Regions from separate parts of the Mus musculus genome. Here region 1 is linked to region 2. A link is a loop called in an ENCODE intact Hi-C map of the cell type or tissue named here. Cell type or tissue: left cerebral cortex. All regions are shown on one strand. Each heading gives the region's core, and the rest is flanking DNA. Links, peaks and the distances in the headings are about the cores only.

Region 1 (15,982 bases), core at 5,220-13,219, 150 kb after region 2:
ACACCATTGCATACACTAGCAAGATTATGCTGAAAGGACCCTGATATAGCTGTCTCTTGTCAGAGTATGCCTGGGCCTAGCAAACATAGAAGTGGATGCTCACAGTCGGCTATTGGATGGATCACATGGCCCCCAATGAAGGAGCTAGAGAAAGTACCCAAGAAGCTAAAGGGATCTGCAACCCTATAGGTGGAACAACATTATGAACTAACCAGTACTCCAGAGCTCTTGACTCTAGCTGCATATGTATCAAAAGATGGCCTAGGCGGCCATCACTGTAAAGAGAGGCCCATTGGACACGCAAACTTTATATGCCCCAGTACAGGGGAACGCCAGGGCCAGAAAAGGGGAGTGGGTGGCTATGGGGGACTTTTGGTATAGCATTGGAAATGTAAATGAGCCAAATACCTAATAAAAAATGGAAAAAAAATAAAAGAAAAGAGACACTTTAATAGTATGCAGGTGTCAAAAGGATAGCAGCAGGGGAGAGTACCAACTCTGTATGCCTGGGGATTCAACCACTCACTAAGGGAACACATCTTTGAAAACCACAAATGACAAATATGAAGGTAAAATAAAATGGTTATAGCTTCAATCGTTCTGTAACTAGTAAAGGTGACGCAACTCTGATGAAGAACATACCCTAAGGTAACCCCAGGCCCAACTGTTTCAATGGAGAAATCTACATAAATGTTTAAAGAAAATCAACACTAGTCTGTACAACCTTGTCCAGAAAAAGAGATGAGAATGATAATTCCCTAATCATTTTGTGATGCTGTCACCCCAACACCAATACTAGGTAAAGCACAGAGAAAAACTTAGAGTAATGCCGATGCCTCTTGTAAACTTAGATACAATTCCTACATAGTGAGGCTGAAACGCAGATGAACCTAAGAGAAATTTTTTCTTTGTGGCTGTTGTGAAAATGTTTTCTTTTCTCCTTTTTATCTGAGTGTCTGTGTGTATCTGCATGTGTACAGGTCCTTCATATGGAAGCCAGAGGGCAACCTAGGACATTGTTCCTCAGGTGTTTGTTCGTCTTGCTCTCTGAAGACAGGGATCTTGTAGCTTGGGACTGACTGAGTTAGCTATGCTGGAGAGCTCCAAGGCTCTGCCTGCTGCTGCTCCACAGTCCTGGGATTACACACCTGGCATGTCTGGGGAGACTGGCTTGTTTATGGATTGAATTCAGGGTCTCATATCTGCATGGAAAGCCCTTCCCTTTACCAACTGGAATATAATCCCAGTTCCAGGCCTTTCAGTTTGACATCTAACATGATTTAAAGGGACTGAGAACTATGCTAGGGAAAATGTTGTATCATTTACACGATGCTATATAGCAAGATGCAAGGAAAAAAGAAGGACAAATTGTTTCTAGTCAGGTTAACAAGATGCACTGGCTTGCTTCTTTGTAAGATAATTGTATAAGCATTAACTTTAGAAAGTGCATCTGTTCAGACTACTGTATATATAACAACACATTTCCCTGGGAAAACAGTACCATTAAATCAAATACTCAGGCACTAACTAAAAAACAATACTTGGTTGCAAATAATATTAATGTAAACTGACAATTTTACCTGATTTCCAACTTTGTCACTTCAGGTAATTTTCCAAAATTTATCTCTTCTACTTCTAGTTCCTTAAGAGCAGCCAAGATTTTCTGTTGATCTTTACTAGCAATTCCATTCTAAGGAGAGAGAATTGAAAGGTTCAGTGAGACAGTTATACTCAGGCAATTTTATATTTGAGCATACTAGTGTCATTTTCTAGATGAATCTATATCTTCCAAAATAGACAAATATTGGAAAATAATGCACTTAAATAATTATTTGCTTGTACCTCAACAACGTTATACCACTAAATGGTAGGTTTATAATTAACTATAGTCATTTTTTACAACATAAAATGATAACTATGATTATTAACTCAAAGTGCTATTATTAATTATAATTTAAAATATTATCATTCAAAAATATATAATCTTTCCTGTAAAACATTGTTTAGGTTGTTATTAATGGTTAAGTGAGAATTAATTTTTTTTACCTATATTTTACCTACAATGTTAAAGTAAATTTCTTTCCTGGGCTTAGTTAAGTAGTATGTTACTTTGGTTTTTAATGATAGTGCAGATTTCACTTATCTCATGTATTCATACAGAAAAATCATTACTTTAAAATATCCTCCTTATTGAAGTTCCTCTAAAACTTCCCTCACCTATCTTTGAATTATTAATGATGATTGTGACAACACAATCAGTGCTAATTAGAAGACGATGTCTAAGCATTAAAAGTTACCTTTTACTTCAAAGTAGCCTGGTTTACAAATCCACCTCCCATTTGCAAATGAGCAGCAGCTCTAGCTAAGATATAAGAACAATACTAGGAAGCTCCATGCTCTAAGTCTGTAAGTGGGTTTCAAGCAACTTAACACTGAGGTACAATATTCACCTAGTGATTCTGTGTTGTCTCTAACCAAGAACCTACAAAAGATCAGTCTACAAAGTCACAGAGTTTTAAAAATAGAAATTCTTGGGCAAATAGATGGATCTGGAGAGTATCATCCTGAGTGAGGTAACCCAATCACAAAAGAAGTCACTTGATATGCACTCACTGATACGTGGATATTAGCCCAGAAATCTAGAATACCCAAAATACAATTTCCAAAATACAAGAAAATCAAGAAGGAAGACCAACACGTGGGTACTTCATTCCTTCCTAGAATACGGAATAAAATATCCATGGAAGGAGTTGCAGAGACAAAGTTTGGAGCTAAGATGAAAGGATGGACCATCCAGAGACTGCCCCACCTGGGAGTCCATCCCATAATCAGCCATCAAACGCAGACACTATTGCATACGCCAGCAAGATTTTGCTGAAGGGACCCTCATATAGCTGTCTCCTGTGAGGCTTTGCCAGTGCCTGGCAAATACAGAAGTGGATGCTCACAGTCATCTATAGGATGGAACACAGGGCCCCCAGTGGAGGAGCTAGAGAAAGTATCCAAGGAGCTAAAGGGAACTGCAACCCTATAGGTGGAACAACAATATGAACTAACCAGTACCCCCCCCCCCCAACCAACCCCCGAGCTCGTGTCTCTGGCTGCATATGTAGCAGAAGATGGCCTAGTCGGCCATCATTGGGAAGAGAGGCCCATTGGTCTAGCAAACTGTATATGCCCCAGTACAGGGGAACGCCAGGGCCAAGAAGTGGGAGTGAGTAGGGGAGCAGGGAGGGGGGAGGGTATGGGGGACGTTTGGGATAGCATTTGAAATGTAAATGAAGAAAATATCTAATAAAAAATATGAGAAAAAATAAAGAATGTGCAAGTTTAAAACCATCAAGGAAGCTACCTGGCACTTTGTAAGTGATACTAACCTTTGTAAGCTCGTCTTTCTTCATGGTCAGAAGGTGTCTTAAAGTTATATCCTTTTCCTGCACAAAAGACAAAAATCCCACCACTATTCAGTGTGAACAACTCACAGCAAAGCAGGAAAGTGAGTTATCACTGAACTGCTTTCTCAAATACCTTCTGGGTGTTCAGAGAGTATGTAGTTTAAACCTCACACATCACTAGTTAGATAGTATATACTCGCAAAAGCACATAGTATCTAGGTTCCCAGAATCAAAGACAATGGCTAGCACCCATGTCTCCTTAGAAAAAGAGAATGTTCTGGAAGCTTCTCCACAAAAATTATATTTTATGAATATTTAAATTTCAGATGACATTGGACTAAACTATCAATCACATGAGTTTTGGCCAAAGATTTCCTTAGACAGGAGTTTCAGCACTGTACAATGAATCCAGCTCTGAAATATTTGCAGCAATGTTCATATTCCTATGTGAATTTGTCTTAAGTCCTTTGCTTCAGTATCCTTATCTATCAGGTATCCTTACCAATATCACATATCTTATATAACTTGCCAAATGTACTATAATAAAGCATGCATTTTATATGCATTCTGTTAAATTCAAATATATTCAAACCCCACAATGCATGTTTAAAACACATACTGTTCTTGGTATATAACCCAACCTAATTTTCAGGACAACCTACACTAGTCCTTAGAGAGAAAATGATATTTAAGTAACATATGTCAGATAATAGTCAGATCAAATATCTGATACAGGATTGTCTGGTTCAAAATCATGCTTCTAGCATTACACACACACACAGCAACAACTGTAAATATAGGGATTAAATGTATATAGATTTATAAGGTAGAAATTGTGAAATTCAGACAGATTCTAACTTATATAAATTTCTAGGTTGATACAATTTTGAAGTGCTTATTATAATTAAAATAGGGTAGTCTAAAAATGAAGCAGAAATGAATGGCATGCTTGAGAATAAAGTTTAATTTTATTTTAATATAACATGTTATGCTAACTATAAACACATGCATATATAAAACTCACTCTGCTTCATATAAAATCTTACCTTTAATGAGTCTGTCATATGTTCAAGTCCAAGGCCATGTAAAAATATTTCCAGATCTCCAAACGCTGTATACGGGCTATAACATAGTGTAGCAAGGTCAGTTTCAGAGCAGAGTATACATACACAGTAATTTATGTGCATGTCTAGTCAGAGCAGGCATGGAAATGAGTAAGAACAAATCCGGGCAGAATTATTTGTAAGTTTACACAGAACATTTAAGTGCTGCATCAAAGGAACAAACTAGATTCTCTCTCTGTCCCCTTCTCTGACTTTCCTCCTACTTCCTCTTTCTTTCTACCCCTCCTTTCTAAAGCTGAAAAATTAAACTCAGAGGTTCACATAATCTAAGCAGTGAACTACATTCCCAACCCAAACAAAGTTTCTTAAGCAAAGAAAGGGAAAACATGGGTGATAATATCCAGCCCATCTTTCCTTAGATTCGAATATTCATTAGTAAGTATTTGTCATGAAATGTCGCAAATAGAAATATCTTTTAATGCAATTAACATAAAATAGATGGTAACTCTAAATGTAGTAAGTAGAGTTGGTTTGTAGCCATGTGTTGAACAACAAAGTTCAGGAACTTATTCTTTCAAATTTTTAGTTTATAAAACCAGAGAGATGATTAAAAATAACTAGAAAATAAGATCTAACACAAACAAGTTTGAATATAAATACAATCTTGATCTCTTTAATGTAAAATTTGATATTCTACTAAAAATGTATATTAAAGTCAGAGTTAGTTAAGCAAATAACTAAATAAAACTCTTCTAAACTCTAGAGAACAAGGCATCTAAAATCCAGACATTTCTAAATGGCATTTTAAAATGCTTATTAAAGTTTGAAATATCACATATCTTATATAACTTGCCAAATGTACTATAAGTAATAAAGCATGCATTTTATATGCATTCTGTTAAATTCAAATATATTACCTAAATATGTGATCTTTTTCTTTATCAGAATCTGTGGCCAACAGTTTACAAATGGTCTCTTCTTTGGTTAGCTGCTGAAGTTTTCCTTCCAATGGATTTAGAGTCAGAGAAAGAAAGTTGAAGATCTGAAAAAAGTTCCAAGTCATTCAAATATCGTTAACATTATTATTATTATCCCTTACACTGAAAAGAAGATGAACATATTATTTTTTCTATCTAGAAGAAAACTTCTAATAAGGTAAGTGGTTCAAAGACTTATAACTCTTTATCCCGAAAAAACCTTCTGTAAAACCAAGTAAAGGCTTCCTTCACTTAACATAACAATAAAATCACTGATTTAGAAATTCAGAAATCAAGGATAGCAATTAATAGTTTCCAGATGAGCTAAAGCATTTAGACAGTTATTTATAAATAGTAAGGCGATCCTCGCTGTAGCAGCATGAGTATGTATTGCATGGACAGACCCTAAGTGTGCCTCGCAAAGCAATCTATGCCTGTGACAGTGTCACGTCTAGGGACAGATTAAGGCTTTGCTATCTTTTCATATCACTTAAGTGACTAATATCATTTTGATTTAAAAAGTGAATATTCTAACAAAACAAAGTTTCATTACCTGGTTGTAGAATAAAAACTCAAGTAATTAATAATTGTTCAAAATGCTATTATTATACTTAGAAACTGTGACAAATAACATAAAAATTCTACATGATAAAATGATGACACAGTAAGTTCACAGGTGAATACCTCAAGATGTTTATTTCTTTTTGCAATCTCGCTTGGTGTTCTGCCATCTTTGGTCTGTAGCATTTTATTAGCTCCCAGTTCAAGCAACTTCAGAATTACATTTTTATGACCCTGCCGTGCTGCCCATGTTAAGGCCTGTAAGTGTGGGAAAGAAGTCTGTTTAAAAAGGGCTTCATGTGAGAAAGATAAGAAATATTTTCACCGGTATTTATGGCACAGTAAAAAGGAGAGCATAGCTAATTAGCAGAGTGATGCAATCTCCTCATTGCACAATATAATGTAAACACACGTCCAGCTGTACTTACAGATTTTACTGAACCAAACACTGTTTTACGCAGTTAAGTAATGTCATGGAATAAAGAACTTATCTGCCACTACAGATGTTTTCTAGGAAGGAATTTGTGTGCATTTTCCTGAGGCCTGGTTTTGTCGTGTGTTACAGCCTCTTTTATCAAGGGTCAAAGAGTCCCTTCCTCTGTAAGCTCTGCCCATCACAGTGCTCTTACCAGGCCAAGCCTTCTAAAACTTTCTTAACTCTTCGACAGTAAACATCAACCAAGCCAAACTACCCATTTGTGTAGGTTCTTGATATAATAGCAAAGTATCACTGTCTCAGAAACAGAAGGCACACTGAAAAGCATTTCTCACAGTATAACCATTCTCATCCTGGGCGTTAACTTCGGCTCCGTGAGCCACAAGCAGAGCCACAACCTGAGTATGACCGTCTCGGGCAGCATACATGATTGGCGTCATAAGTCTCCTAGAGAGGAAGAGGAAAGAAACACATGTGTTCATGTTACCACCAGCAGCCAGTCAATCTCATGGGCATATGCACATACAATATCATCAATAGTGTTTTAAGAGAAAACAGAAGGTAACAAGAGCTTTTAATGTAGCAGGCAAGTTTTAAAAACACAATTGAGTATCAGAGTTCTATCAACCACACTCCAGAACCCATGCCCAGACAGTAAACACAAATTCAACTCTGTCTTTTTGTGTGTACCTTCTGTTTTGATATTTTGTCTCATTGGCTGTTTATTTTGACCTTTTGGTTTTGTTCTGGAGGGGAGAGAGGAGGGAGAGAAGGAGGGAAGCAGAGAGGTGGGGAGGTGCAGGGGGGAGTGAAGGAGGGAGGAGGAGGTAGGGAGGGAAGGAGGGAGGGAGGTGTGTTGAGCCAGAAAATAAAACATGAAGTTGGAGGGGGGAGGATCTTGGAGGAGTTAAAGGAGGAGAAAAGACTATGATCAAAATACACTACATGTAAAATATTTTTAAATTAATCTGTAGTAAATAAGCATTACTTACACCTACCATATAGTGAAGAAATGCACATGTGAGTTTAAGTTAATCCCCATTTTCTAATATGAACAGTGAGTTTATACCTTCCTCTAGAATTTAATCAGAGAGCCCATTTTGCTTATGCTGGGAATCCAGAGATAGAAGACACAGATAAGGCCACAACACTGGGTCTCATGCCTTAATCTAGTCTGTTATCATCCCATTTTAGTTTAGGATAGCATTTTATTTTCAGTGAGAATATACTCTAATCCAGAAAGAGTTCAAACCACTCATTTGCCAAATACTTCCTGAGTTTTTTTTTTTTCTGGGAAATATTAGTGGTTTCTCTATAACTTATCACTCCCTCATGTTAGAGATTCAATCCATCTACTCCTGAAATTTAGTTTCTAGGGCCATTCAAAGGAGACTAAAATAATTCTATTTTTTGTATATGAGTGGAATGTAAATATAATCTGTCTTATGGGAGATCTGACATTTTGGGCCCAGTGCTTTGGAGTCACCCACATTATCTGACTTAATGTATGAACAACTTTAGAGATGAATCACTTATGGAATGATCTAAGAATCCCACATTTTGACCTGAAGTTAATGTTTCTATTCACATTACTTATGCTATCAACAAACAGTACTTCTCTATATAGGTTTATTAGCTGGAGGTATGTCCTGAATGTGACTTCTTCACACCAATAATTTTAGCAAAACCACTGACACTAGTCTCTTTTTCTTGTCTAGATTTTGAATTCAAATGTTTCATTTTTAAGTTCCAGGAGGCATTATTTTCTATGTTAAACTCAAATTTTATGTAACCATGATTTTAAAAACAGTTTTTGCTATTCTCCTTGAGCAATTTTGTGTACCACAAAAACTCTGTTAATTCTTTACCCAGATTTGGGAAAGAATCATTCTCTATTTTGTCTCTGGGCTTTGTCTTATTGTTGAAATAGTTTTAATGCAGAAATCCATGCAGACCCTGAACATCAAGTGTATTATGCAGTAGGTCTACTGGTTCCCTCTAGTGGTCAGTATAATCACTGGGGGGAATTAATTTGAATTAAATGGATGAGGACCTGGACCAGATAATGTATCCTGCGAGGATCTTACTTTAAATGTCAGTGGTGTCCCTGATAAGGAAAACAGTTTTGAGTTCATATATATATATGTATATATATACACATATATATATATGTCAAAGTATTTTATCTTCACTCTTAGATGATGAAAAACTAGACACATAATTTCAGATTCATAATGGAATGCTCAGTACATTTGTCTTCTTCCATATATAGCTGTTAAATTGCCAAATAACAACAATCATTTTTGCATAGGAAGTGTTTTGATATGAAATTTCCTTGATAAGCTCTAAAATTCTTTAAAGGTATTTTGAAGCTGTAATATACATATATATTTTAATTCTTAATTAATATGTGTATGCTACTTGTTTACTTTGCTTTTCTTGCTGCTATAACAGAAGTATTTTAATGTGGGAAGGGTTTATTCTGCTCACAGTTCAAGGGTACCCTTTACAGAGGTGAAGGGATGTCAATAGGCCCTTGAGGCATCTGGTCACGTCACATCCTCAGAACAGCAGAGAATGCTAATGCTTAGTTCCCTCTTTCCTTTTCACTCAGTTCTGGGATTTCCAGCCATGGAACTTTGTCATCTGGTTAGGGTATGTCTTTACATCTCAGCTCACCTGAGATAGAACGCCCCCCTCACAAACCTGCCAAGAGATTTGTTTTCCAGGCAAGTTTAGATCCTGCCATGTTGACAATATTAACCATAAAACTTAGAATTACGTATGGCACAAATATTTTCTCATGGAAGGCAAGAACCCTTTACTATTTATTAATGTATGTGACTATTCCTGACCACTAGTGCTTCAAGGGCAGCACATCTACCTTTTATTTTTTTTCTTGGAACCTTTTCTTTAGATATAACCCTGGTCTTTCCTGAGTTCAAACCTCAGCTTTCTGGAAGCTTATTAGACAGTAGAACTTCTGACAATGTTCTTCATGGTTTGTATATTTTCTTTAGAGATTCCCTTTCTATTACCTGTTGTGTTATAGTCTAGACAATTTCTTCACATCTACCCTCTAAGCCACTTAGCTACTCTCAGCAGTAGCTCACTTAATATTTTACAGCTATACTTAACTTTATTATACAGCCACTTTAATACTTTGTTGCAGTTGTTTCACAAAGCCTATCTGCTATTCTGTGGCAGCACACTCCTCTTTTATTCCTCAGAATGATAAGGCATGTCCTTTTAATGGCCTTTTCTAGTCTAAGTTTTTCTTTTTCTAGTCTAAGTCACTTTTCTTGGATTAGGTGTCCCTGTTTAACCTTGGGATGCTGCTCTTTCTCTGGATTTTAATGTCTACATACCCTGTTTTCTGGCCTATTGGTATGATCCAGTAAAACACAGAAGACTCAAGTCAGATGCCTTGCCCTTGTATGACAGTAATGCAGATTTTAGGTATTTCTAAGGCCTTTTTCAGGCCAGAAACACTCTTTCTTGTTTTAAATGGGACTTTAATTTTTAAATTTTGATCACTGGTGAGTGGAACACAACATCTGTTCCAACAAAACCCAGAGTGCCTGGGGCCAGCTGGAGCACAGACATAGGAACCCCGCCGGACCAATGGTTCATGTTTCTTCCGGTCGGCGCTGGTCTACCTTGGTTTTGAACTCAGTGGACAGCCCCATGGTCCCCAGAGGAAGTACTACTTCCCGGCACTCTAACAAACCCAGAATCTTAGGATCCCAGGATCCGAGGAGCTTGGTCACACCAGGATCTCAGGGTCTTAGAGGAAGCTTGACTGCCAAGAACTCTGACACACACAGAATCTCAGGATCCCAGAATCACAAGATCACAAAAAATGCTAGACTCTGAGAAGTTCTGACTTAACTTGGATTACAGAAAGGACAGGCTCCAATCAGATATATCCAGGGCAGGGAGTGCTTGAGATAATCAGATGGCTGGAGGCAAGCATAAGAACAGAAGTAACAGAAACCAAGGTTACTTGGCACCATCAGAACCCAACTCTCCCACCATAGCAAGTCGTGGATACACCATCACACCAGAAAAGCAAGATATGGATCTAAAGTCACTTCTCATGAAGATGATGGAGGACTATAAGAAGGACATACATAACTCCCTTAAAGAAATAGAGGAGAACACGTCCAAACAGGTGAAAGAATTGAACAAAACTATCGAAGATCTAAAAATGGAAGTAGAAACAATAAAGAAATCACAAAGGGAGACAACTCTGAAGATAGAAATCCTAGGAAAGAAATCAGGAACCAAAGATACGAGCTTCAGCAACAGAATATAAGAGATGGAAGACAGAATCTCAGGTGCAGAAGATTCCATAGGGAACATGGACACAACAATCAAAGAAAATGCAAAATGCAAAAAGATCCTAACTCAAGACATCCAGGAAATCAAGGACACAATGAGAACACCAAACCTTAAGGATAATAGGTATAGATGAGAATGAAGATTTTCAACTTAAGGGGCCAGTAAATATCTTCAACAACATTATAGAAGAAAACTTCCCTAACCTAAAGAAAGAGATGCCCATGACCATACAAGAAGCCTACAGAACTCCAAATAGACTGGACCAGAAAAAAAATTCCTACCGACAGATAATTATCAGAACAACGAATGCACTAAATAAGGATAGAATATTAAAAGCAGTAAGGGAGAAAGGTCAAGTAACATATAAAGGAAGGCCTATCAGAATTACACCAGACTTCTCAACAGAGACTATGAAAGCCAGAAGATCCTGGACAGATGTTATAGAGACCCTAAGAGAACACAAATGCCAGCCCAGGCTACTATGCCCAGCAAAACTCTCAATTACCAGAGATGGAGAAATCAAAGTATTCCATGACAAAACCAAATTCACACAATATCCTCCACGAATCCAGCCCTTCAAAGGATAATAAAGAGAAAACTCCAACACAAGGAGGGAAATGACACCCTAGAAAAAGCAAGAAAGCAATCCTTCAAGAAACCTAAAAGAAGATAGCCCCAAGAACAGAATCCCAACTCTAACAACAAAAATAACAGGAAGTAACAATTACTTTTCCTTAATATCTCTTACTATCAATGGACTCAATTCCCCAATAAAAAGACATAGACTAACAGATTGGCTACATAAACAGGACCCAACATTTTGCTGCATACAGGAAACCCATCTCAGGAACAAAGACAGATACTACCTCAGAGTAAAAGGCTGGAAAACAATTTTCCAAGCAAAGAGTCTGAAGAAACAAGATAGAGTAGCCATTCTAATATCGAATAAAATTGACTTCCAACCCAAAGTTATTAAAAAAGACAAGGAGGGGCACTTCATACTCAGCAAAGGTAAAATCTTCCAAGATGAACTCTCAATTCTGAATATCTATGCTCCAAATGCAAGGGTATCCACATTCATTAAAGAAATGTTAGTAAAGCTCAAAGCACGCATTGCACTGCACACAGTAATAGTGGGAGACTTTAACACCCCTCTCCCTTCAATGGACAGATTCTAGAAACAAAAACTAAACAAAGACACAGTGAAACTAACAGGAGTTATGAAACTAATGGGTTTAACAGATATCTATAGAACTTTTTATCCTAAAACAAAAGAAAATATCTTTTTCTCAGCACCTCATGGTACCTTCTGCAAAATAGACCATATAATGGGTCACAAAACAGGCCTCAACAGATATAAAAATACTGAAATTATCCCATGCATTCTACCAGATCACCACAGACTAAGGTTGATTTTCAATAACAACATAAATAATAGAAAGCACACATATATGTGGAAGCTGAACAACTCTCTACTCAATGATAACTTAGTCAAGGAAGAAATAAAGAAAGAAATTAAAGACTTTTGAAAATGAAGCCACAACATACCCAAACTTATGGGACACAATGAAAGTAGTCCTAAGAGGAAAACTTATAGCTCTGAGTGCCTCCAAAAACAATCTGGAGAGAGCATACATTAGCATCTTGACAGTACACCTAAAAGTTCTAGAAAAAAATGAAGCAAATTCACCCAAGAGGAAAGTATCAAACAAAGGGCTGAAGTCAACCAAATAGAAACAAAAAAAGAATTATACAAAGAATCAACCTATCCAGGAGCTGTGTTTTTTTTTTGTTTTTTGTTTTTTTTTTTGAGAAAATCAACAAGATAGATAAACCCTTAGGCAGACTAACTAGAGGGCACAGGGACAGTATCCTAATTAACACAATCAGAAATGAAAAGGGAGACATAACAACAGAACCGGAGGAAATCCAAAACATCATCAGATCCTACTACAAAAACCTATACACAACAAAACTGGAAAACCTGGATGAAACAGACAATTTTCTAGACAGATACTAAGTACCAAAGTTAAATCAGGATCAGATTAGCAATCTAAACAGTCCCATATCCCCTAAAGAAATAGAAACAGTTATTAATAGTCTTCTGACCAAAAAAAAAAAAAAGCCCAGGACCAGATGGGTTTAGTGCAGAGTTTTATCAGACTTTCAAAGAAGACCTAGTTCCAATTCTCCTCAAACTATTCCACAAAACAGAAACAGAAGGTACTCTACCCAATTCATTCTATGAAGCCACAATTACTCTGATACCTAAACCACACAAAGATCCAACAAAGAAAGCGAACTTCAGACCAATTTCCCTTATGAATATCGATGCAAAAATACTCAATAAAATCCTTGAAAACAGAATCCAAGAACACATCAAAACGATCATCCATCCTAATTAAGTAGGTTTCATCCCAGGGATGCAGGGATGGTTCAATATATGGAAATCCATCAACATAATCCACTAAATAGACAAACTCAAAGACAAAAACCACATGATTATCTCATTAGATGCTGAGAACGCATTTGACAAAATCCAACACCCATTCATGATAAAACGTCTTGGAAAGATCAGGAATTCAAGGCCCATACCTAAACATAATAAAAGCAACATACAACAAACCAGTAGCCAACATCAAACTGAATGGAGAGAAACTTGAAGCAATCCCACTAAAATCAGGGACTAGACAAGGATGCCCACTTTCTCCCTACCTATTCAATATAGTACTTGAAGTCCTAGCCAAAGCAATTCGACAACAAAAGGAGATCGAGGGGATACCAATTGGAAAGGAAGAAGTCAAAATATCACTATTTGCAGATGATATGATAGCGTATATAAGTGACCCTAAAAATTCCACCAGAGAACTCCTAAATCTGAAAAACAGCTTCAGTGAAGTAGCTGGATATAAAATTAACTCAAACAAGTCAATGGCCTTTCTCTATACAAAGGATAAACAGGCTGAGAAAGAAATTAGGGAAACAACACCCTTCTCAATAGTCCCAAATAATATAAAATACCTTGGCGTGACTCTAACTCAGGAAGTGAAAGATCTGTATGATAAGAACTTCAAGTCTCTGAAGAAAGAAACTGAAGATCTCAGAAGATGGAAAGATCTCCCATGTTCATGGATTGGCAGGATTAATATAGTAAAAATGGCTATCTTGCCAAAAGCAATCTACAAATTCAATGCAATCCCCATCAAAATTCCAACTCTATTTTTCAACGAATTAGTAAGGGCAATTTGCAAATTCATCTGGAATAAGAAAAAACCTAGGATAACAAAAACTATTCTCAACAATAAAAGAACCTCTGGTGGAATCACCATCCCAGACCTCAAGCTGTAATACAGAGCACTTGTGATAAAAAACTGCATGGTACTGGTACAGTGACAGAAGGTAGATCAATGGAATAGAACTAAACTGAAGACCAAGAAATAAACCTACACTCCCATGGTCACTTGATCTTTGACAAAGGTGCTAAAACCATCCAGCGGAAAGAAGACAGCATTTTCAAGAAATGGTGCTGGCTCAACTGGCGGTTATCATGTAGAAGAATTCGAATTGATTCATTCTTATCTCCTAGTACAAAGGTCAAGTCTAAGTGGATCAAGGAACTCCACATAAAACCAGAGACATTGAAACTTATAGAGGAGAAAGTGGGGAAGAGCCTCCAACACAGGGGCACCTGAGAAAAATTTCTGAAGAGAACACCAATGGCTTGTACTGTAATATCAAGAATTAACAAATGGGACCTCATAAAATAGCAAAGCCTCTGTAAGGCAAAGACACTGTCATTAAGACAAAAAGGCCTACAACAGATTGGGAAAATATCTTTACCAATCCTAAATCCGATTGGGGGCTAATATCCAATATATATAAAGAACTCAAGAATGCGGACTCCAGAAAACCAAATAACCCTGTTAAAAATGGGGTACAGAGCTAAATAAAGAATTCTCAACTGAGGAATAGAAAATGGCCGAGAAGCACCTAAAAAATGTTCAACATTCTTAATCGTCAGGGAAATGCAAATCAAAACAACCCTGAGCTTCTACCTCATACCTGTCAGAATGGCTAAGACCAAAAACTCAGGTGACAGCAGATGCTGACAAGGATGTGGAGAAAGAGGAACACTCTTGCATTACTGGTGGGATTGCAAGCTGGTACAATCACTCTGGAAATCAGTTGGGTGGTTCCTCAGAAAATTGGACATAGTACTACCGAAAGATCCAGTAATACCTCTCCTGGGCATATACCCAGAAGATGTTCCAACTTGTAATAAGGACACATGCTCCACTATGTTCATAGCAGCCTTATTTATAATCGAGCCAGAAGCTGGAACGAACCAAGATGTCCCTCAACAGAGGAATGGATACAGAACATGCTGTACATTTACACAATGGAGTACTACTAAGCTATTAAAAACAATGAATTCATGAATTTCTTAGACAAAAGATGGATTTGGAAGGTATCATTGTAAGTGAGGTAACCCAATCACAAAAGAACACACATGATATGCACTCACTCTTAAGTGGATATTAGACCAGAATATCAGAATACCCAAGACACAATTTGCAATACACATGAAATGCAACAAGAAGGAAGACCAAAGTGTGGATATTTTATTTCTTCGTAGAATGGGGAACAAAATATCCATGGAAGGAGTTACAGAGACAAAGTTTGGAGCAGAAACTGAAGGACGGACCATCAAGAAACTTCCCCACCTGGGGATCTATCCCATAAACAACCACCAAACCCAAAAAGTAGCAGATGCCAACAAAAGCTTGCTGACAGGAGCCTGATATAGCTGTCTACTGAGAGGCTCTGCCAGTGCCTGACAAATACAGAAGTGGATATTCACAGTCATCTATTAGAGGAAGCTCAGGGTCCCCAATGAAGGAGCTAGAGAAAATAACCATGGAGCTGAAGGGGTTTGCAGCTCCCTAGGAGGAACAACAATATGAACTAACCAGTACCCCCAGAGTTCTCTGGGACTAAACCACCGATCAAAGAAAACACACGGAGGGACTCATGGCTCTAGCTGCATATGTAGCTGTGGATGGCCTAGTCAGTCATCAATGAGAGGAGAGGCCCTTGGTCCTGTGAAGGTTCTATGCCCCAGTTAGGGGAATGCCAGGGCCAGGCAGGGGGAGTGGGTGGGTTGGGAGAAGGGGAAGGGAGGAGAGGATAGGGGATTTCTGGTGG
Region 2 (15,982 bases), core at 3,494-11,493:
AATTTTTTGTACAACATACTCTGAGCATAATTTATCCTCTCCCAGCTCCTTCAAGATCTTCCCACCTTCCTAACTACTCATCCATACCACTTTTTCTCTCTACTAGAAAACAAATAGGCAAATCCAGAATAGGACAAAACTACAAGAAAAAAAAAGAGCCAAAGAAAAAGTGTAAGAAACATGTTCAGATGCAGAAACATGCATACACTTGCACACATAGAAATCCTATTTAAAAAAAAATTGGAGACCATTCTATGTAAGCAAAAGATCTGTAAGGTCAAAATGTGCCCAGATAAGGCATTATGAAACAAAAACCCTCCAAAAATAACATTGAGTTTGTTCTATGTTGACCATTTGAGCACCCTGCCTTTAAGTGTGGTTTTATACCCAGTGAGAGTACATTAGAGAAAATTAATTTTTCTTTTGCAAATGATTGTCAATTGGAGATAGCTTCTGGGTTAAGGATGGGAGCCCATGTCTACCTGAACATCTCTGCACAGGGACTCCTTCTGGCTTACAGTGCAAGCCCTGTGCATGCTGCCACAGTCTTCTAGTTCACATCTGCATCAGCTCTGACTATAAGGCCTTGTTTCCTTGGTGTCATCCATGCCTACTGGTTCTTACAATCCTTCGACCTCCTCCTCTGCAAAGTTCCCTGAACTTCAAAGGGATTTGATGGAGATGTACCATTTAGGATTGAGTGTTCCAAGGTCTCTCACTACACATAGTCCATCTGTGGATCTTTTTGTTCCCATCTGCTTCTGGAGAAAGCGTCTCTGATGATGGTCAAGTGGGACACTGGTCTATGAGGATAGAAGAATGTCTTTAGGAGTGATTTTATTGCTATGGTCCTTTAGCAGGACAGTAGTATTTGGTAATTTCTGTAGGTCCATGGCCTATCTAGCCTCAGGTTCTTGGCCACTGGAGCAGTGACAGATGTGTTTCATCTCATAACGTGGGCCTTAAATCCAGTCACACAGTGGTTGGTTACTCCAACAACTTTTGTGCCCTAATTGCATGTGTTTAAAATAATTGGTGGCTGGGTTAGTATTTACCTGTATCTTCTGATGGTGTGCAAAGTACCGTTGAGTACCATGAATACTAGACAGTAGGAGGATAAGCTCTAAGTGGGCACCACCTTGACTTCTCTGTGTTCACTGAGTTATTACAATGTGATTTTAATTGAAGTCATTCCCACTCCCTCTACTTCAATTCCTTTCTTACCTCCCCCCACCATATCTTCTCCCAACATCATGTCTGTGTTATGGGGTTTTGTTTTGTTAGGTTTTGTTTTTCTTATTTTTTCTCCCATTAAATCTGATCAGTGCTGCGAGTATGTATACGGGTCACGGCATCTACTGAAGCACGGATAGCTTCTCGGAAGGGAGCCCCATCCTTGAAGAAAAGTCATTCTTTTACCATTCATCAATTTCCAGTAGTTGCACATCTAGGGCTGAGACTCTCTGATCACCTCCCATCTCCATGTTGGGATGTTTGTTTGGTTTGATCTTGCGCACGTACAACTGTTGTGAGCTTATGTGTCCAACTGCCCTGTTCTGGACAGACTATTTTCATGTAGTATTTTTGCCTCTGGCTCTATAATCTTTCTGCTGCCCTTTCTTTGCCCATAACCTTAGGAGCAGGGGTGCTGTAGATGTCACATTTAGGGCTTAGAACTGCAGACTCTCATTCTCTGAATGTTGACCAATTGTGAGTCTCTCTGTGAATTCATATACTGATAAAAGAAGATTGTCCATTGAGGGTTGACACGCTAATTTATTGCTTTAAAGATAAGTCATTATGAGTGAATTAAATATACATTTAGGAGAATAATAATAGTAGGTTCTCCGCTAGGGCCTATGGCCTATCTAGTCATAGGTACTTAGCCCTGTAATAGTGCTAGGTTGAGTTCCATCTAAAAACTGGTCTAGTTATTTGCAGTTTTGGAAAAAAAATCTTTAATAATGTGAATGTTCTTTCAAATTTCCAGTGCAGTAGTCATTAGCCACATGCAGTATTTGAGGACTCAACATATGGATAGTAGAATCAAACTGAATTTTTATGTTCTTTAATTTTAATTAAAGTAACTACATAACCACCACTTTAGGCCCTTGCCTGGACAGTTGGTAATTTTCTGAGCCCTCCACTGGGGTTATCTCTGCTGTGTATTCTAGTTTGCTTTCAACCTACAAATAGGAAAATACCCACTAAATTTATCCTTATGTCTTCCTATTGCTGAAGGTCCTTTAGCCCAAGAGAAAATGTGTAATGAAGCAGTTTTAAGAGATTTTCCTAGTGCTAGAAGTAAGAAGAAAAGTAGATTACACTTTCCCTCGGCCCCCATCTGATTCCATGCCACCGTGAAATGTTCCACTCTACCTCAGTTGACTAAACCAACTTATCATATTTAGTTTCAAGATTCATATAGCATCTTCCTCATTTTTGACTAGTTGGCAGTATAGTTGTGAATGATTACTAAAATCTCAGATCAAGATCTTATTCTCATTAGATAAGATTTGTTCCTCATTAGTTTTGCTCAAGATTACTGATGGTAGCAAAACGGTCTCCCTGTGCTTTCTTACTCTGAAACTGTGTAACTAGTGTTGTCCATAGCACGATATGAGTTCTAGATGTTTGAGGATGATTGATAGTCTTGGGGGCTTATAAGACTATTACTAGCATTATGTAACTTATAGTGGAATCTATTAAAATAACAGAATCATGAAGGGATAGCCAGCTGTATCTGAGTATAAAGTATGCCCTTTATATTTATCTTATAGGTAATTTAATTATGTTTTGATTATAACTATAGTGCTAGTTGGATTGATAGCATTACTTTCTATTGATAGCATTACTTACTATTGTTCCCACATACCAATAGTTCTTTCACAAAACAATGTCCTTTTTTATATACCTGTATAGAAAAAAAGATACATGGTTAGTGTTCCCAATGCCAAATCTCTTTAATGCAGGTGGTTCACATAACTGCTTGACTTCATATGTCTGCTTCGTGTATTTTCATTGTGGTTATAAAATTATATAAAATCATTGTCTCCTCTACATTTTTCCTTTACCTGCTTGAGCCTATATTAATTTTTTTTGATTAGAGTATTTCAGCCTACAAGTCTTCATGGAAGGAAACAAATACAAAGCTAATCAGCTGTCCACCAACTCTGAATATTGCTGGGGCTATCAATAGCCTTCAAATGTAGCCATGAGGTTGGAGGTTTGATGAATGTTTGTGAATGGTGGTTTTAGGGAAGCCAGCCTATTTCAGTGTTGAATTCATAATCACTGTATAGTAACACATCTGTCTCCTGCTGTTTTAATTTCAGTATCTACTAGAAATGAAAAGCTTAATCCTCCCACCAGAACACATCCTGAAGAGAGGAGACAGTGAAGCGATAGCATATGCATTCTTTCATCTTGCACACTGGAAGAGGGTGGAAGGGGCTTTGAATCTCTTGCATTGTACGTGGGAAGGCAGTAAGTAATTTTTTTTCTTTGAACAATCTTTAAGAACATGGAGTGCTAGAACTGTTTATGCCTCAACAGTTCATGATGAACAATGAGAATTGGCAAGTCTGTTTTTTGTTTGATGCTCCGGATCCCCAGAGATAGGGGTGTTGCTCTTGTGGTGCCACATCAAGATTAGAAGCATACCTCCATACAAGAGATAACTGATCTGAGTCTGCTAGATAAATGCTTTACCACCCAGCAAACCCTCTCTGGAGATCTGCCCAGCCCCTTGACATCATTGTCACAATGAAGTCTTGTGCTGGACCCTGCTTACTGTTTTGTATAGCCTCAGCTGTAGAGTTGGATAAGAGACACAGTTATTGCACTGAAATGAAATTGAGCATCCACAAAAGCACCCTAGATATGTTTCAAAAAGCAGCAGTGTCCACTATGGGAGTGGCTTCTGGGAGGTGGGGCACCCCTGTGAATAATAAATGTCTGTTAGATGGCCCTGTCATGTTGTCTACAGTTGCTGTCATTCTGTGTAGGGAAACAGGCTCTAAGGGCAGGTGACATGCATGTCTCCACCTTCTCCTCCTTGTTCTCTGTGGGCAGGAGGAAAGGGATGCCTGTGTCAGCTGTCTGGTGATGTTTTCAGAAGGTAGAGGTTTGTGGGTTAGAACACCAAGGGCAAAGTCTGGCAACAAGTGAGCAAGCCCCGAGAACCAGGGTGATAGAGAAGCAAGCAGAATATGTCAAGAAATGGCAAGTTGTTGGGCTGTTGGGAGACTGTGAATTAAGGAAGAAGCAGCAGTCCTATGTTATTGGACAACATGGACAGTGAAGCACTGCTAATCCCCAATTAAGCAAAGCAAGCATAGCAGCTGGCATTTAACCAAATAATATTAGAGTGTCAGTTTTTTCCTGTTGTATCCTAATTTTAATCAGGCTCACAAACAAGTTTTTTTAATCCCCTTTTTTCTCTATCTTTTCTGCTTCCATTTTCACTTTGATAAGCTTCGGTTTCTTCTTGTTTCTGCCGTTCATGGCTCAGGAAGAGTGTAGCTTGGTTCAGGAAGTGATGTGGGCTGAAAGTAAATTGACAGAGATGCTTTCAAAAGCGGTTGGAAATTTTTTATTACTTCTTGGAAATTTTTTTCTCAGATAATTAACAAGCTTTCTTTGTATAATTTTCTGCTTACAACTTGAAAGATATGGACTTGACAATGCTTCTCCCTCTGCTTGGTAAATGCAATATAGCCATGTGTTGAGGTCAGTAGACTCCCTCAAGAAACTATGTGCTTGTACACAGTCTCCTACAACTTGTGCTGATCATGGCTTGTAATGCTGGTTGTTAAAAGGACAAAAGGAAATGTTAATTCAACATGAGAAAGATTCCTAAGAGCTCATCCAATATGAGTCATCACATCCAGTGTGGAAAGCTAAACAGAGGAATTGGCTTAGAGCCATACCAATAGGTTGGCATCCTTGGAACACGAGTAGCAACTCACCAGTTGGACCTCCTGGAAAGGATCCACAACTGCACAAAGCTCAGGGTGATAAATACATGGTCTTAGCAGTGACCACGAAGAGTGAAAACATTTGTTTGGGAGAATGATTGGAAACACCGGGAAGACAGTAATCAGGGAGCAGCATGGAGTTTCTCTGAAACAACTGGGAAGGGTCATGAGACAGAGAGAACCAGACAACTACACGCTGAACTGCCAAACTGAGCAGGGTAGGAGTACCAGGGAATTACCTTAAGATGCATGGATAGAAGGCATTATTAAGATTAAGTGGGTGAATTTTTATACATAAAATAGTAAGGTAAGGAAACCAGATCCCTATAGAAAATGTCAGCTGGGAATTTGATATTTACAGACAAACATTTCCTGTAAAAAGCAGATAGCTGTGACCCCAGCCCAAATCTGGTCCAGTGCCATTCATTCTCCAGAGACAGCCATGCTGAGCAACTGGAGAGCAGATGTGCACGAGTGTGCTTCCTGTGTGCTAGATGCAGGAGGAGAGCTGAGCACCAGGAACCTCCAGGCATGTTTTCACGCCCAGGTGTTGTCCACGGGTCTTGCGTTTGTGTCTTTTCGCTTGCAGCAGGGATAATGTTCTAGCTTAGGCAGAAAGCCGTTGCTGACTCTGGGCTCCAGTGCGGTGAGCGGCTACTCAGTGCGGTGAGTGGCTGTTTGGTTCAGACAGTCAGGAGGCGGAGCAAGCCCACATTTCTCCTCTGCAGTGAGTGCATGGAAGGGAAGAGACAAGTTGTCTTTGAAGCATTTGCTTGGAAGGTAAAAATTTAGATTTACATCACCACATATAAGCTAGAATATGCTGTCTTACACTTAGTACTTCAATAGTTTAGAAAGTGACTCATCCTGGTTAAAATTAAAACATGCTATTTCTCTAACATTGCTTTAAACATTTCAATAATAATAAGAAAATAGACAGTACATGTGTATAAAAAGGGAAAGAAACGGAAGTGAACGTACCTAACCTCAGCTGCTGTGCTGAGCGGCGAGCAGCTTCCATTGTGTTCTTGACATTGGTACTCGTCACGTTTTGCACAATTTTCATGTGTGGTTTCAATAAGCAAAGATGTATACGAATTTATGTGTGTATGCTTATGCATTCACATACACATATCTAGAAAAAAATTCTCATGATACATGTTTTCAGCCTTTCTTTTCTTTTCCTTTTTTTTCTCTTCTTTTCTTTCTTTCTTTCTCTCTTTCTTTCTTTCTTTCTTTCTTTCTTTTTTAAAGAAAAAGCCTTAAGGCTTCCCTGCAATTTAGAAGAAAGTATTACCACTCCAGCCTCAAGCATTTGTTTGAAATCTTTTGGCCTTTCTTCTAGATCTGTGATTTTTTTTTTTTTTTTTTACATTTAAATTAGAGATTCAGTTCTGTGTTTAAAAGATTTCTTTTTACTCTTTTAAAAGTACGTGTATGGGGCTGGGAGGGACGGGTAATGCCCATGAGTGCAGCTGCACAGAGACCAGAGGAATTGATTGGATCCCCTAGATCTAGAGTACTGAGGGCTTTGTGCCAACAAGCTGCCCAGTGTGGGTGCTGAGAACTAACTCAGGCCCTCTGGAAGAGGAGTTTACTCTTTTAACTTCGGGGACGGCTCTCCAGCCCCACAGCTGTGTTTTACATCAGAGGACTTGGATTAGAATTCTGCCTCAGCTGCTGAGAGTGGTGTCCATTTACCTAACCTTGGAAACTGTAAAGCCGTAATGAAGGAGAATGTCACATGTTGGTGACCTCCAAGCTGTTGAGGCAGCTCTTCATGATGGCGTGCTCTCCCCAGCTGCTTGACCAGAAGAGGCTGCACTTCTCCCAATCTGCCGCTTGGTGGCGCCTTTTGACATCTCCAGCATCAGAGTTCAGGTTTTCTTCTGAGTCATTAATTTTCTTCATTCTGAAATATAAGACCATTCCCAACTCCACCCAACATCCAAATTTTATTAGAAAGAGAACTCAGGACAGAAGATCTCACCAGGTTCCATGTACAAAATGTTGTCTTTTAGAAATATTTTTAAACAAAACAACCTTGGTTCTGTCTTAAGTGTTGATGGGGGTAGAAATAGAAAGTTGCTTTTTTTCTCTTTCAATGAAATTCTTATGTTAGAGAATTAGTCACTCTGTAGAATTAAGTGGGTTTCCATCAACTATGTGGAACCCTCCCTCCTTTTTATGAAGTCAAAGTCTGGCTGATATATAACAGAGATGATGTTTGAAGCATATGGTTCTTAAGCAAAGGGGTTGGGGGGGGGGAGATACATCCTTGAATTCTCAACCACAAATACATCAGCATTTCAAAGCTTTCTAAAATGTTTGATTCATCACTGTCCCAGCCCCCAAAATTATACAATCAAAGTCCAGATAATTAAAAATAAAAGGGAAGAGTTTCTACTTTAAGCCTTTGTGTTTCTTGGACTGTTGCATGACTGCCACCATATCGGAATTATGTTTGCTTTAAACACTGCTGGCCCTGGTTCTCCTCACACATGCAGCACAAGCTGAATGCAAAGATCACGTAAGAATGAAAGCAAGGTCTCATTTCCGCTGAGTTTGCACTGGTAACCACTTTACGTGGTCTGTTTTCATCTTCTGTTTTACCTATACTGAGTACTCATGCATCATTATCTCCTCCCACCTTGAACTCTAAGGCTCTCCATTGGCAGTGTTTATTTTAGAATGCATGGTTTTTGTTGATTGCAACCTTGAACTTTAATTTTCATGTTCTATACACTAGAAGATGACTATGCCATGGGGTAAACCACTTAGCTTTTCTTTGTGTCTATGCTTTTCCACTCAAGCAAATAGAATTCTTTATTTTCTTTGTGGAGCCCCCACCCCAAGAATCCACTAAATAATGTATAAGATCTGAAGGTGGTGTTTCTGAGGGAGCTAAGCAGAGGGTTTCCACTGAGAAGGGAAAATGGCCCATTGTTGAAGCCTAGGATAAGATTATGATTCTAATTTATTCTCTTTGAACCTGATGTCAAATGCTCTTCGCTGTGAGATGTGGTTCTTAGGGCACTTCCTCTAGTTAAGCCTTCCCTCAATAAGGCTGGAAGCACTGGGACTCCTAACTGACCCCTGCCCCTACTCCTAACAGATCTAAGGATGCATTTTATGATTTGAAAGAAAGCAGCCATTGGATAAAGACCCTGGTCAGAGCTGACCCACTGTTATGGCATGAGAGTCAGGGCCTTCCTGTGTTTCCAAGGCTGGCCTCAAACATGCAGGTTACAGTGATTTTCCTGCTCTAGTCTTTAGAATAGTGCAACAGGCTTGTTCCTGTAACCTTAGCTTTACTTAAGTTCTGAAAGAAATGCTGTCTTCCTAGTTGCATATAATTCATTGAGAAAACGTTTACTGAATCCTTCCCCTGTAGCAGGCTTTATGTTTGAAGAAATGAATGTAAAAAATGCTTTGTAAGAAGTCTTTGTGTGTGTATACATGTATTCTCCAATCATGTTTTATGCATATATGTACATAGGCAACTTCACATGTATTTGTGCATGTAGACAGATAGTGCAGGTGGTGCTAGTATGGCCATAGGAACAGAGAATAAGGGTTGAGGGTCACTAATGAGTGAGGAAGTTCACTGTAAAACCCTAGAATTCCTCCTTCAAAATTAGGAAAAACCATACTTAAATCCAACCAAAGGAAAATGAGTTTCTCAAGGTCAGTTTACTTCACTGTTATAGTTGAAAGAATATGGATCAAAAGCCAGGCTTTGATCTCTGTCTTTTCCTTATTTCTGCATTGAAATGACTAATGAAAGACAGGTGGCCTTCATGCCCGGTACTTGTACTGCAGTCAGACACAGTGCAGACGACCTGTATTTGGATGATTCTGTTGGGCTCCAGCAGCTGCAGGCCCATTTGTTAGCACACAGCAGCACTTCCACCCAGTGCTCCCCGATGCAGAAGGTGAGGGCTTGGGGTTCAGAGGAGGAGGAGGGAAGGTGCTGAGAACCCTGACCTGGACAGGGCAGCTTGGCCCTTGGGTCTGAACTGTCTCAGCACAGGGGCAGTTGTCCTTAGAATCTGCTGCAAAGACCGTTCTGACAAGAGACTAACGATAGGACATGGAGCTGGAATTCACTCTCAGGTCCCTGTGCTACAGATAATCTCAATAGTGTTCTGTTTGACAGGAAAAATATCAACCAAGTGTCAGCTAAATATCAAAACGTGTCTTCTATCCGTCTGTGTAACGGGAGGGTGACTGTTTGTAATTGTCTCGTGTCTCCAGCCTCTATCCATCTGTGGCTTTGTTGATACTCGCTCGGATGCTGCTGAGGGCTTCTGACCCATATGGCACTGAGCAGTGTGGTACCTAGGAAGTGCCTTTGACTAGGGAGAGCGGAAGACGGCACATGCTGTCTAGGTAGACTAGGTTGTACAGGATGTTTTGGTGTGCTTTGGAACTTTAGTGACACCTCTGACGAAAGGGGCAAGCAGCATCAAGATGAAGAGCGTGCCCCATGAAGAAAGAAGTAGAAATGCCGCTTGTGTACCATTTTTTTAAAGTAGCCTAGGTTTACTGCTTTGTTTTGAACCACATATCTGTACAATTTTAATTTATCTAAAATATGTTTCTAAAAGACTTTTAGGAATTACATAGTCATTTGAAAATAGTATCTTCAAATAGTCTATTTCTATTCATATTTGAACCACTCAATAAGTGTCTTCTTAGGATTTACACTGACAAAATCTCTGGACATTTGGTGAAAGCTTTAAGAGTCATGAAACCAGTGCTCGTCTCAGTGAAAGGGACAGGAGGTAGGAGGGAAGCTGGCAGGGGCAGGGTAAGGCCTGCGCCCGTTTCTTCAGACCCATTCTTATCTCAGGCTCTGTTGGACCCTGCACAGCAGGGTGGGTGGAGGATAGAATTGCAAGTGGAAATTGTGTTTGCTTTTGTTTAGTGAAGCCAAATCTTAATATTATTTTATGAACTTAATGTAAATGATATCTGACATGAGGAAAAGAAATCTTAAGGATTCCATAAAAATGCAGGAAACATATCTCTATATATTTATAAATTGTGCAATAGCAAAATCTCCACCCTTTCTGAAAAAGTTGAGAACTGATTAAAAGAAAAAGAAAAGGATTAAGTTGATGCATAAAGTTCTCTGTGCCAAGTATGGAGGGAGAAGTCTCACTTGAAGATTTCTATAGTCAAGTAACTCTCAAGGGTGTGTGCCTACATTTTTCTTTAAACAAATCCTTTCATGAAGTTCAAACTGACTTCAATTCTGAATGAAGTTTACTTTTCAAAATTAGTAGCAATTGTGAAAACTGTGTTGTTTTTCTTTTTTTATCACATGAACCCAAATAGATTACAAAACAATAGCCTAGTTGCGTGGAGAGTAACACACAGAGAGAGTAAAAGTGGGGGATGCTTTCAGAGAAACTATCATTTATAAAAAGGTGTATTGAAATCCTGCCTTTCTGCAGCTTCAATGTAAAAGTACAAGCTCCCCAGAAAATATTTTAGGGAATGGATGCTACATAATTGCTTCAAGGATTTTTTTTCTTTATATGTTTTGTTTTGTTTGTTTTCTCTAATGTTTTGTGCTGTTTGTTCTCCTTGTATTGCAAGTCTTTCTTTGGTGAGAGAGATACTGGTTTCTTCAAAATCTTGTGACTGAACAACTCTGCTGTCACTTGAGCTAACTGGCAAAAGTCAACTTTGTTTATGGGAGAGGTCAGATTGAAGTAGGGTGAACCTTCAGTTATAGGAAGAGCTAAAGTCTGGGGTGTTTTTAATGTTTTAATCTGTTTAAGAAGTTTCTGTTACAAAAAGAAAATTTGTAACATTTTTTACCTCAGCAAACTGCCAGCAAACTGGCTCTGTTCTAATCCCACATTTATAGTGATTTATATTCTCCATGGCAATGTGCTATAACCTCACAGTGATACCACTGTGGTGTAGATTGACTGCATTCCAAATGCTGGGAATCACATACATACTGTTTTTACTTTTAAATAATATTCAGACACCAGAATAAATACCATATGTGCACTGATGCTGGTTACAATGGGACCTTGTCATTTCTTATGAGGGAGAATGTTCTTTGTTTCTGATTCTTATTTGAAATCAGTTTGCAAAAGGCACATATGTACATTGACAGCATTTTGTAAGGGCTTTGGTAATCACAGGCTAAGGGTGCAGGATGATTCCTTAACATGGAGCATTTAAAATGCTCACTGCTATCACCCCTCTCGGACACAGATACCGGCCAGAATTGTTAACTGACGTTCTCAGGGTAGTGCATGGCTTTTCTGTTCTGTATCTACAATATGCAGCCATTAAAGGACATCTGTTGAAGAAAAATTAACTCCGTGAGCACTGCTCATAGGAACAGTGAGACTAACATGCTGCTGACATTGGAACAGGGAGAATAACACACTCGATAATAGGGATGGATGGATTGATTGGAAAGCCATAATTCAGTGTAAAGCCGAGTGTCATCTGATGCCATAGACACAGAATTTAGGTGGCCTGACATCATCAAAATGTAGACGATCAATCTCTCTAGCCACCCCCACCCCACACACTATTGAAAGATTTAAAAGGTTCATAAAGTGTGGAAATACCTCTCAAATCATGTGCTTTAAGTTTTTTTTCTTTGTCCATCCTGGTTGGAGTTCTGATCCACTTAGACATGTTTTTTAAACTAGACACAGCAGAATGCCTTTCATATTTGTATAATCTGCAGCAAGCTCCAATGAGCGAGTCCACATTCACTTCTGGGGAAAGCATATCAATCCAGGTTTGAATTATTACAGTTGCTTTGGCCTTATTGAATTAGTGCTCAGAACATTTTCATAATATTTTATACATGATGAAACCCTAGGCATTGATATTGATGGTTTCCCTGCCCTCTACACCTCGTTCCCCACCCAGCTTTGTGAGCCCAGAATATATAGTGTGAGATTAATGTGTGAGTAATGCAGCATAAATGCACCCCTGACGTTTTGTCTGGCACAAGCCTCGGGGTCTGGGTAAGTCTTGCCTCTCTTAGAGCAGTGGGTTCCATTAGAAAAACGCTTAAAAGTTCTGTTCTGAGGTTGGGAAGTTAGGAGATAAATATATGCCTTTCATGTGCTGTCTTTCCTTTGTAGCTTTCCGGATGATCCCGTATCCCCTGGAGAAGGGACACCTATTTTATCCATACCCAATCTGTACAGAAACAGCTGACCGGGAGCTGCTTCCCTGTAAGTGTCTTCCCCTGCACCCTGCCTTTCATCCAGGGAGGGGGGCGTTACATGATAGGTGTGGATGTTGTTTTTATTAAGTTTCTCCCAACCCCTGGCCTTCTTTTATAGCATAGGTATAGAAATGTATTATGTGAGTGAGTTGGACTTCCTGCTTCTCTGAGTCTTTCCACATTGATCCGAGGGAAAGACCCCAAGGGCATGAAATATAGCAGAGGCATCATGTATATGTTGATCCCAGCATATGATCATACAGAGCCCTGACATCGAGCATCTTCTCTGCAGGCCAGTTTCTCGGGGAAAGGTCTACTTGGGCTCTCGTGCAGGTCTGAGGTGGTCTGTAAAAGTTGGGGTTTGAAGAGGAAATGCTGATGTAGAAGAAGCTGCAGTTCAGTCATGGGTGGGAGGGCAGGACCAGGCCACTGGTATCACTGCCAGAGGCAGAGAAGAAGGCTGGTGTGCTGTCCATGGTGATGCAATACTCTTGGCCAGACAGTTCCTGTGAACATCTCATGAGTTGCACGCACTCAGTTGGCTGACATGTTTAGAGTACACATGCAGCCCGAGCACTGTCATAGAGTGTGGGAGGAAGACCCTACCCTCAAGTGCCTTAGGCCTTCACAGCCTAATGCTCATGTGGTAACATGTGGAATGGATTGTTTTGGTTTACTGTAATACAACATTGTTTTGACAATCCAGGCTAAATAGCTATTATCCAATCAGACTGTGTGCAGGGATCATAGCTAAGCTCTTCATGTGGCCCTGACTTGGGAAATATTTTCCCCTCTCAGATGCTAATCCTCTTTTGGCTCTCCCCCTGCCCCCACCATTTCATCTTTCCTGCCATGATTTTTTTCTTTACTAGCCCTGGATATATCAATATCTAATAGCTATAGCATATATAAATATTTCCCCAAGAATAGTGTAACTTTGCAGATCTGGTACATAATAAAATTTCAGATACCACCCTTAATGATATAGTTGTAAATCTTCAGCATGGTGACACCTGGATACAAAAGCGATTGCTGCCATCAGACTGGGTCTCCTTGCTAGGCCGCCCAGCCTAGGGTTGTTGTTTAAGGAGCTGGGAGAGCTCTGTGCTGTCTTCGGGTCAAAGCTTCGTTTTAAGGCATCTGGTGCATCACATGACAGTAGTTTGATTTCAGGAAGCCCCACGTGGGCCCATAATTTACCCTTTGATGTTCCCTTCACGGAGAGCCTTACTAGAGTTTCCATTTCCTGGTAGAAAGGCAGTTTTCTGAAAAGTACCATGTTTTAAAATGTTTTAATTGCATTCAATAAGTGTCCATGAGTATAGATTAGTTATCAGAACAATATTACACTTCTTAAAAGTTTTCATAAGCCTTGAAAAAGCGAAATGTGGCTGAGATTTATTGCAATGGGTGCCATGAGTCCACTGTGACATCACTTCAGAACCTCTTATGGATTGGGTTTTGTAGAGATGTTCAGCTGTTAGGAACACTACTCATAGTTTGCCTATCAAAAGTATAATTCCTTGCATAGTGGGATCTATAGGCACTCTACCCCAGGTTTGTCCCTCAGCAGGCTGACATCCTGCCATGCAAGCAGGCAAGCTTGCATGTGCTCCAAGCCTCCTGATAGTTTCCCTTTGTTTTCAGCCCTGTTGATTGAGGCTCTGAGTAATAAAGCCAAGTGTATACTTGCATTCCTCTCCTATTTTTATTTTACTGTATTTTTAAATCATTATTGTAAAGCAATATGAGTTTATCTCTTTTCTCCTGACAGTCTAAGGATGTCTGTAGAGGATGCTATCCCAATAGACATTCACCGAAGACCTCACATATGGCTCTATGCAAACTGCAGGACTGAGGGTCACATTTCCTAGGGCTATCTAACACAAGTGTAGGAAATTCCTGATGATAACCACGTAGAAGAGTCAGGAGGGTGGGGGGAGTATGGTCTTTAGAGCGTCCTTCATAGCGTTCAAACAGTGTGCACGAGTTCTGTGAAACCCAGAAGAGCTCTGGTGTGAAAGCTTGTATTTTGATGGGGAACGAACCTTGTAGATTCTAGTGGTTCCAGGAGTCGTCTGTGAACCTGCAGTTTCTCAGCCCCTTCTGGCAAGGCCTCCCAGGCAGTTGTTTTGCCTCTGCACACACAGCCCCATGGCCCCTGGCCAGCATCTCTTACCAGCCCATGGTCACAGGCAGTCATGTGATGAGTTGAGTAGAGTTCTTCATTACAGTTCTTTATGTTTTCATACCATAGCTCTTCTGGGTTTCACAGAACTCGTGCACAGTGTTTGAACGCTATGAAGGACGCTCTAAAGACCATACCCCCCACCCTCCTGACTGTTCTAAGTGGTTATCATCAGGAATTTCCTACACTTGTGTCAGATAGCCCTAGGAAATGTGACCCTCAGTCCTGCAGTTTGCATAGAGCCATATGTGAGGTCTTCGGTGAATGTCTATTGGGATAGCATCCTCTACTGACATCCTTAGACTGTCAGGAGAAAAGAGATAAACTCATATTGCTTTACAATAATGATTTAAAAATACAATAAAATAAAAATAGGACAGGAGCTGAGAAGAAGGTATATCCTTTTGTTTTAGGATAAAATGTTCTGTAGATATCCGTTAAATCCATTTGTTTCATAACTAACCAGTACCCCTGGAGCTCGTGTCTCTAGCTGCATTTGTAGCAGAAGATGGCCTAGTCGGCCATCACTGGGAAGAGAGGCCCCTTGGTCTTGCAAGCTTTATATGCCTCAGTACAGGGGAACACCAGAGCCAAGAAGAGGGAGTGGGTGGGTAGGGGGGAAGGGCATGGGGGACTTTTGGGATAACATTTGAAATGTAAATGAAGAAAATACCTAATTAAAAAAATGAAAAAAAAAATAGGACAGGAGTGCAAGTACACACGTACACACTCACACTTGATTCAGGAATTCCTATTGGAAATATGTGTTGTCATTTGGATAGGGTTTTGCTGTTTTGTATTTGCTTTTGAGAAGGGAACACTATATATTAAACGTAGATGTGGCTCATGGATGTGTGACACCCCCAAGCTAGTCCTGTAGTGTCTCTCCCTGAAGTGCTGGAGAAGATCTTGGACTTGGGTAAAGCAGTCAGACAGCAAAGGCAACAGAGGCAGGTGTGAGCAGGAGATGCCCAGTCTCCTGCCTGTCTCCTTGCTGACACCCTGTAGTCAAGGGGGTGAGACTCCCTAAGGTGCTGCTCACCTGAGTCCTAATGGCTCCCTTCTGGTTTTCTCCTCAGCTTTCCATGAAGTCTCAGTTTACCCAAAGAAGGAACTTCCCTTCTTCATCCTCTTCACTGCTGGACTGTGCTCCTTCACAGCCATGCTGGCCCTCCTGACACATCAGTTTCCGGAACTTATGGGAGTCTTCGCAAAAGCTGTGAGTGCTCACTGAGAAGGGGGACTTAGGCAATGGACTGGTGGACAAAGGAAGCCAAGGGAAGGAGCCAGAGGGGAAGGGGCTGAAGAGTCATTTAGTTTTCATGATCATCAGAGCAATCGATGGCTGGGGTGGGGCAAGTGAGAGCAAAGGGTTAGTTCTGGCCTTCCCTCATTTCCCATAGAAATCCTCAGCACCTTCCAGAGAGTGCAGGAAGTCCAAAGGATGATGGAATTTAGGGAATCCTCACAAATGAGAAATGGCGGAGCGTGTATATCTGAATGGCACTTTCTAATCCTGAGATACTGTGAATCTTTCATTCATGATATTTTGTTCCCCAGTTTTATTTATGTGATGTTCTGACTGGCTCCAGACCC

What was found. Peaks named below come from ENCODE experiments on the same cell type or tissue, not always from the same donor. Only the 100,000 strongest peaks of a DNase experiment are listed, where the experiment ranks them.
Region 1: it touches region 2 in a loop (2.8-fold over the local background); 15 of 42 quality-filtered maps call a loop at or near these places.

What each region holds. Positions count from the first base shown.
Region 1 is chr6:18,070,385-18,086,366 of GRCm38, forward strand. It overlaps Asz1 (ankyrin repeat, SAM and basic leucine zipper domain containing 1), which reads right to left. Exons shown (of 13, transcript NM_023729.3): 5 at 6,769-6,880; 6 at 6,121-6,255; 7 at 5,377-5,501; 8 at 4,442-4,517; 9 at 3,378-3,434; 10 at 1,581-1,690. Among named protein-coding and RNA genes, the nearest start is that of Asz1, 31 kb to the right of the region's middle. In left cerebral cortex, for the core only: a CTCF peak has its summit at 8,429 (motif pointing left); a DNase peak (open chromatin) is centred at 8,426.
Region 2 is chr6:17,918,654-17,934,635 of GRCm38, forward strand. St7 (suppression of tumorigenicity 7) reads left to right here. Exons shown (of 16, transcript NM_001289624.1): 13 at 3,336-3,486; 14 at 12,113-12,205; 15 at 15,466-15,605. Among named protein-coding and RNA genes, the nearest start is that of Gm52894, 86 kb to the left of the region's middle. In left cerebral cortex, for the core only: a CTCF peak has its summit at 6,823; DNase peaks (open chromatin) are centred at 4,915, 5,646, 5,986 and 6,780; H3K27ac peaks cover 994 bases.